Linked DNA regions of Homo sapiens: region 2 is linked to region 1. A link is a contact called in ENCODE Hi-C or POLR2A ChIA-PET data. All regions are on one chromosome and are shown on one strand. Each heading gives the region's core, a stretch centred on a gene start or an enhancer-like site at or near the end of the contact. The rest is flanking DNA. Distances are from core to core; before and after follow the strand shown.

The links. A loop is a pair of places that touch in the nucleus more often than their neighbours do. ChIA-PET counts read pairs that join two places held with the same protein, here RNA polymerase II (POLR2A). Pooled maps may share reads with other maps.
Region 2: a pooled map shows a loop between it and region 1 (12-fold over the local background). The contact joins the enhancer-like site here to the promoter of MCOLN3 in region 1. A Hi-C loop is called at or near these places in 4 of 50 pooled maps. POLR2A ChIA-PET finds 5 or more read pairs at or near these places in 2 of 52 experiments (Panc1 and activated CD4-positive, alpha-beta T cell).

The regions. Positions count from the first base shown.
Region 1 is chr1:85,046,620-85,050,417 of GRCh38, forward strand. It overlaps MCOLN3 (mucolipin TRP cation channel 3), which reads right to left and starts at 1,881. Exons shown (of 13, transcript NM_018298.11): 1 at 1,777-1,881. RefSeq lists silencers at 1,363-2,112, 2,143-2,282.
Region 2 is chr1:85,296,849-85,300,766 of GRCh38, forward strand. No RefSeq gene overlaps it. Among named protein-coding and RNA genes, the nearest start is that of BCL10, 22 kb to the left of the region's middle. Within about 2 kb of position 1,268, at least 24 of the 41 ENCODE cell types and tissues checked have a DNase peak (open chromatin) inside an H3K27ac peak, as active enhancers do; they include Panc1, where a contact is called at or near this core.

The DNA of each region.
Region 1 (3,798 bases), core at 631-3,130:
TACCATGCTGCTTTCCAAGTCTAGAACCCCACTTTTGATTCCAATTCAAGCATTCTTAGGAAGCCCAACATCTCCGAACAATAGATACTGGCTATAAAGAATAGCATGGGGAAGGTTCTTAAACTCTTGTTAATGAAAAGATTAATAAGGATACTGCTGGATGAATAAACCATAAAACATATTTACTGTATGGCAAATGCAGTACCTTCAAAATGAAATAATTATTATATAACTCATTAAAGTGTGGCTCCTGTGTGCGTGTTAAAATGCCTGTCAAAGCATAAATGCAGTAATTCTTAGGTAAAGGCATAAAGGAAAGAAAAAGTTATTAATAAATTAGGATTTTCACTTAACAGTTTTACTTCCTTCAAAAAGGCAGGATATTTTAACCAGCATTTAAGGAGACTTTATCTATAGGACTTAAAACGCAGATGATTTCATGTTGACCAAAGCTCGCATATGAACACCAACATAATGATGAAGCTGTTAATAAGCATGTTGGTGAGTTGTATATTGACACTAAGCGCTTTCCACTTTGATACAGGGAAAATTAAATTTTAAACAAACTAGCCACACACCATGTACAGTAATCCACAGGAACAAAGAGAAAACAAGCCAACCAGCATATATTCAGCACATCACAACGAGTTGTCCCGGTAGACATTTCATTCACCAGGACCAGATGCTGACCTTGGAAAAGTCAGGTTTACCCAGTCTGAAAAGCCCTTCCGAGGGTGCACTTTTAAAAACTGCAAACTGTCGGGAACCCCAGCAGCTGAAGGAGGTATTCGCAGCCAGCCACCCTTGACATTCACCCGGAGCGCCGGCGCGGGAGGCAGGGTGGGCGAAGGACCCCATCAGGAGAGGCTACCCGACGAAGGGGCCATCCGGAGAGGCTACCGAAGTATCTATCAGGCATGCTCTTAGAAGGAGCAAACGGACACACACAGGTTACCTGTTCCTGGCGGGCAGAGGCTTGATTGGAGTAAGCTGTAGAAAATTGGAGAAAGCCCGGGAGTGTATAAATAGCAAAGGCCTCCCAGTTGGCGACAAAGTTATGCAACCTCGTTTTTTCAGAAGCGCTTTCCCACTTCACCAGACACAAAACTTTAGTCTCTCCAGTCTTCTTTTTTTTTCAAACAAACAAACAACAAGGGTTGACACTTTTGTTGGGTAGTGTGTGCGAGAAAGATCTGCAGGGTTGCAGCGATGTCCCAGAGCGGTCGCTGCCATCCCCGGGCACTGCCGTGGAGCTCAGACGGCCGCAGCCCGGCTGGCGGCTGCTTTCAGCCAGCGCAGCGACCCGGGCCTGAGCCCCCACTTCCAGCCGCCCCCACCTCTAACAGGGGGACAGTCCGCCTTGAAAGGGGCCAGCCGAGCCGCGTCAAGGCCATCTGGAGCCCCGGCCGGCATCCAAGCCTTCCAGCCCAGGGGCTCCGGGCGGGGGTGGCTTCCAGCCCTCTGAGCCCTGGCCACAGGTGGGCGGCGGCCTGGAGGGGGACCGAGGAGCAGAGCACCCCCACCCGCCCAGCCCCGGGCAGGCCCGGCAGGCGCGCTCCTCCACTGACCTGCGGGCGGCTTGGGGGCGGCGCGGAACAGCTGCATCTCGCGCCCAGCTCCAGCCCGCCTGCCCTCCATGGCGCCGACTGCCCGGCCCGGCCTTCCCGCGGCGTCCCCGACAGCTCGCTGCCTCCCGGCCTCCCCGGCCCTCCCTGTGCGCCGCGGGCGCCGTTCCCGCGACACCCGACGCCCCGGGGCAGCGCCCCGCGGGCTCACCTGGGGGACAGCGGGGAGCGGCCGCAGCTCCGGTGTCCGCGGCGAGGGCGCAGGGCGAGTCAGCGAGCGACTCCAGCAGCCTCGAGCCCCGCTCCGCCCAGAGTCAGACGGGAGGAGAGCGCCCCGTCCGCCGCCCGCGCATCCTCCCGCCCCCGCCGCTTTAACTCGTGACCCTACTCCCGGCTCGGGTTCCCGCCGCGCCCTGTCGGGGGCCGCTTTTCAGGAGCACAGGTGGGACGCAGGAGGCCGTCCGGAGGAAGCCGGCGTTGTGCCCGTTCCCTGCCACCCCCACCCTATCACTCCCTTCATTTTCTCCCTGAGCAACCCGCACCGCCCTGCTCGGGTTTGCCAGGTTTGCTCCGGAGCTGCCGCCGGCGCCGGGGGGCCACCCCCTCCTGGCCAAGGCCCCTCAGGTGGTTGCCGGGCTCCGCGGGTGCGGGATCTATAGCGCCTAGCTCCGGTGAGTGTGAGGCCCCGCTGCAGCCTCCCATTCTGATTTTTGCATACAAGGTGAAATCTTGAATGTCTTAGCGTTTCAAGCCTGAACCTTGTTCCCTCCCTGGGTCTTCTAGTTTCAGACAAGTGCTGTGAAATGAGTGGACAGTCGACTAGACTCTTCTGTAGATTGGCGGCTGGGGCAGAAAGAGCCCTGGGAAACTTTTCCAAGAAATGTAAATAGAAATACCTGAAGTAGACTTTGAACCGTAATCTTTTTCTTCATAAATTATCTGTAAATATTAAACCTAATACCCCTTATCAGGATTGGATCAGGAACTTTGGTTAATTTTAATTATAATTACTTTGGATGTGTTCTGATTTTTAATTTTTACTTATTTTTTTTTTTTGGCCACGGGTAAATTTGTAAAGGTCACTGAATTTCCCTACTAGGGTATTCCTGAAATTAGATCGATACCTAGCAAACCTTTTATAAAACCTGTTTTCAAATCCTAAACCAGTATGCATGGATTACTAATAAATTTTTGCAACAGGGTACAAGAATTTTATGCTGTTCCTCAACCTGGATCCCACATACTGTGAACAAGGTAGATACCCAGAAAGGATATAATTGGCACAGTCAATTCTCAAGTGCAATTTGGAAAATATAATGTAATCTTTAATCCCCATATGCCTACACACGATGTAACGCTATCTCCTTACTTGATGGTAAGAGTTTGAAATGCTTGATTGTTCAGGAACAATCTGAACTTTGAAGAGGTTCACAGTCATAAATGATGGCACTTGCTTAACCCTCGTTTTAGCTGAGTTATAAGGACCGGTGAATAGATAAAGCCAGGTTTTGGAGTCAGACAGATGAGGGCCCAAATTCCCTTCTGTGCCACTTATTGGTCTCTAGGGAGTTACTTACCTTCTCTGAACCCCTTTTCTTTTTTATGTGCAATCTGTGAAGTTAGCCGAGAGAAAGGACGAGAGAGAGAGAGAGAGAGGGAGAGAGAGACCGAGAGAGACCGAGACCCAAGTTCAGGCAAGCCTTTATTCAACCTGCCGGCTGCTCCATTACAGACAGAGGAGGCAGCCCTGAGCTTACAAAATGAGGGTTTTATGTGGGGGAGAGAGACCCTGGAGTTGTTTGTTGGTTAACTCTGCCACATATCACCTTGTGACGTTTATGGTACCGGAGGGTGTAGGTAAAGTTTGTTTATACTTCCCACGACCTCCCACTGTGCAGTCCGGATGGTTTGTAATTGGGTTTGCTTTATAGCAGCAAGACCTGATAGGTAAAAGTCTCCTGGCTTCACCGCGGTGCCTAGATAGGGGCTTAGAAATGTAAAAAGGTTTGGGGGAAGAGGAGGGGTGGTACGGAGAGGTTTGCGGGGGTGGGGGGCGGGGGTGTTGGCAGTACCAAGAAGCTTTTTTGGGGTAGCTTGTCCCTAACACAATCTAGCTAATAAAAGGAATGGTGATTTTTAATTAATATGATACATGTAAAGCACCCATTACTATATGAGGCATATGTGATGTGCTTATAAATGCTGATTCCCCCTTTTATTTGGAAAACTTAAT
Region 2 (3,918 bases), core at 18-2,517, 250 kb after region 1:
CTGGCCTTGGTCTCCCAAAGTGCTGGGACTACAGGAGTGAGCCACTGCACCCAGCCTCAATTGACTCTTGTTAGGCACTTATCATGTGCTAGGCACTATTTAAGATCCTAAAACTATTGTACCTCATGGAGCTTACATCATAGTGGAGGGAGTCAGACAATAAATAAACATACAGTTAAATAATTTCAGATCACAAACAGCTATGAAGTAAATAAAACAGGAAAGTAAAATAGAGAATGACTGTGTGGTGGCTTCTTTAAGAAGGATGTCAGGAAAGGACATTCTGAGGGGGTGATGCTGAATGGACATAGGAATGAGAGAGAGAGGAGGAGCCGACCACAGAGAAACATGTAGGAGCAGCTTTCTAGAGGGAGTGCCAGCATATTCAAGGGTGCTGGAACCTGTCTCCCTTCTGGCCTCCCTTGCTTCTTTCTTTTCCTTTACCTTTTCTCAAATACTAACTGAGCTGGCACTAAGAGTCAGGAGCTAACTGAAATGGATCAAAAGAAGAATAGAACACAGGCCTTTTTTTCTCTTTTCTTTTTTTGAGATGAGGGCCCCACTATGTTGCCAAGGCTGGTTTTGAACACCTGGCCTCAAGTGATTGGCCTCTTGAGTAGCTCGGATTATAGGCGTGAGCCATCATAACTGGCTAGGACAGAGTTTTTGCCTTGGAGAAATTCACAGAGCAGGGAAGGAGAAAGACAAGTCATTAAAATATAGATGGTTGTACTTAGTAGAAGGAAGCATAAAGTGTTATTGGGAAGACCATGGAAGCATAGACTGCCTGCTGGGTTCTCCTAAACACCTGACCAGCAGCTGGGTCCTCAGAGGAGAAGGCTGAGTCTCTGAAGAATCAGAAAGCTCCATTTCTTTCCAATGTAATGCTCTCTACCTTAGGAGCCTTCAAAAATTCTGCAGAGTGGGGAGCTTCTTTGACCAATCCAGCAAAGCACACACACCAAACACTAATGGGAAAATGGAAAACTGGAATTGATTCAAGTCGCTGAGAAAACAGGAAAGGTGGCTTTTATTTGGAGGACCAGGATGCAGACATAAAATACACACACACACGCACACACACTCTCAGAGGACTGAAGGCAAAAGAAGGAGTTGGCAGTCATCCCTGGAAATGTGTAATCCAAGAACGAAAGTTTACAGAAAAGGAAGAAGCCTTACACAGGGTCACAGTGAACCCCTGGGGATTTATGTAAGTGACTTAGGGTTTAAAGCGAAACTGTGTGTTGACTTAATGGTATGACTCATTTAAATGGAACGGACTTTTAAAAACACATACACGAGGATTAGGTTTTCCATTTATTGTTGTGAGGCCATGTGATACTTAATGACACTGAGGTCCAAAGATACGGAAGCTGCCCATAGAATGCGTCTGTGTAAGAACAAAAGAGAAGCAGGTTGCATCCCTTAAACAGTTGAAAAGGAAATGCTAGGCTCCAGCCACAATACCCTGTGGGCCGTCAGACTAGAGCGGGTGATGAGTGGGTGCTGGATGCTAGGTAAACGGAAGAAGTGACTGCAGTGGTGGGAGGTGTGAATGCCAGCACATAGCTTTGGTTTGTGGTAAACACCAGACAGGGCATGGAAGAGCGTGTTTTAGTTATTCTGTCAGAACAGCATAGATTAGAGGGTGACCAGATGTTCCTCTTGAGGGAACTTGTCACTCTATAAACATTTTGCCCTGAGAAGACTTTGTGGGAGAGGAACAGTTCTTGGCTAGCACTGGTCCCTGTCAGAGTTCCTTCTGTACCTGGTGAATTTGGGAGGAAAAACTGGGAGCGTGGCTCAAAACCTTATGTCCTCCTCCTGGGAGCACTCATGTGCTGTGAGCACAGGCTCTGCTCAGCTCCTCCAGGTAGGCCCTGGCCAGGGTGGAAGCTTTCCCTGGCCCAGCACTCCCATGAAAGGGTTGCGCCTAAAACTCAGGTTCCATTTGCCAAGAGATACAAGCTGGGCCTTCCAACCTAAACTTTATCAATGGTGAATGTGATATTTTGGCCTCTAACCACTTGGTCTTTTATCTTATTCCTCAATAGGTTCAGAAATCAGGGTGGGAAGTGAAATCCTATTACTGAGACTCCAACAGCGTCCTGGGGAGCACCTCAAAGGGTCTTCCAGAGTTGTTGAAATTGGGGTTCAGCCAGAGGCCTGTGTACCTGCCAATCTGGAGAGACAAGTCTTGTATGTCAGGACAAAGGAAACACGTATGGTTTCTGATACAATCCCCACACCAAGAATTACAAGGGCAGACACACTGAATGCCAGGTGTTAATTTATAGTTGAGCCACTTCTCACCTGTGCAGAACTAGCTAGCATGCTCCAGGAGGAGGGTCACCACTCGGGAGAGTATGTCTCTATCCCAGTCATGCAGGGATGCCAGCTAGGTTCTCAAAATACCACTGATTGCCTTAGGGACTGGAATGTGCACAGCAACTAGAACCAAAACCCACCAAATAAACCAACCCAGCACTTTAACTGATGGCATCTAACACATATTTAATAGTTCTTGCTCTGAAAAATGAAACAATAAAGCATAACTTTCTATATAGCATTTTAGAGTTAAAGCACTTTTAGACACATCTACTTTGACCTACGTTACAACCTCAGAGTGTTACTGTGATTTCCATTTACATGAAAGGATGAAAAGAGGAAAAAGGATGGGAAAGAATAGAGGGGGATAGAGAGAGGAAGGCAGGAAGTGAGTTACATCTGGGGGGGCAGATGTCTGGGACCACCATGTGCACCTGTGTATCACAGGTATATGTACTGCACAATCATCTACGGTGGTCTCAGAGATATCTGCCAGGTCAGAAAGAGCATAGAATTGTCAGATTATTGCCGTTTATATCTCTAACCACATCAAATTCCAAAACAACTTATGCTACCGAGTGAGGCAACAATTCTGCCACTCAGCAAAGTCACATTGTCCAGGTCTCGTGTCCAGGTTTTGGGTCCTAAATGTCTTGCTGTGCCAGGACTGGGGCCTTTTCTAGGGTTTTCTGGGGCAGGCATGACCACAGCGGAAGAAAAGTTCTATTTCTTGAGCACCCCCAATGTACCACACCTGCACAGAATAGGAGCATGCATGTTATCCTCTGCAGTTCTCTTCATGACCCGTGTGGTAGGTCTATGGTAGCCTCATTTTATAAATAAAGAATTTGAGCCTCAAAGAGGCTAACTTTCCTACCCAATCCAACTCTGGGGTCAAATGACCTCTGAAATCTCTAGAAGGAACAGGACAAACATTAAGATGAATTAAAGGAGTTGGTGGATGGTCGCAGTGGCTCATGCCTGCCATCCCAGCAATTTGGGAGGTTGAGGTGAGAGGATTCCTTGAGGCCAGGAGTTCAAGACCAGCCTGGGCAATGTAGGAGGATACTGTCTATACAGAAAAAAAATTCACTGGGTGTGGTGGCATGTGCCTGTAGTCTCAGCTACTCCGAAGGCTGAGGTGGGAAGATCACTTGAGCCCAGGAGATTGAGACTGCAGGGAGCTGTAATCACACCACTGCACTCTAGCCTGGGTGACACAGCAAGACCTTATCTCTCTATAAAAAAAGAAAAAGGTAAAAAAAGAAAGGAGTTAGCAGCAAGAAAGGTGAATACTTACTGAAGACAAGGATGAAAGAGTGCCCCTGAGAAAAAGCCACCAAAAGGGGAGTGTCATCCGGGCTGGGAACCCAAAGCAAGCAATCACCCAGATCCTGAGAATGGGATCATTTTTTGCTTTTGTTGTAGTATGGGAAGTGTCCAGTTTTCACAGAATGCAGAATAAAATTACACTCATATATGAGTGTGGTATTTTCTGAGGCAGATTAGCTGAGATAAATCACTTTTTAATTTATCTAAACCTCTACTTTTTACCTTGGGAATTAAAAAAATACACAGAACTAGAAAAAT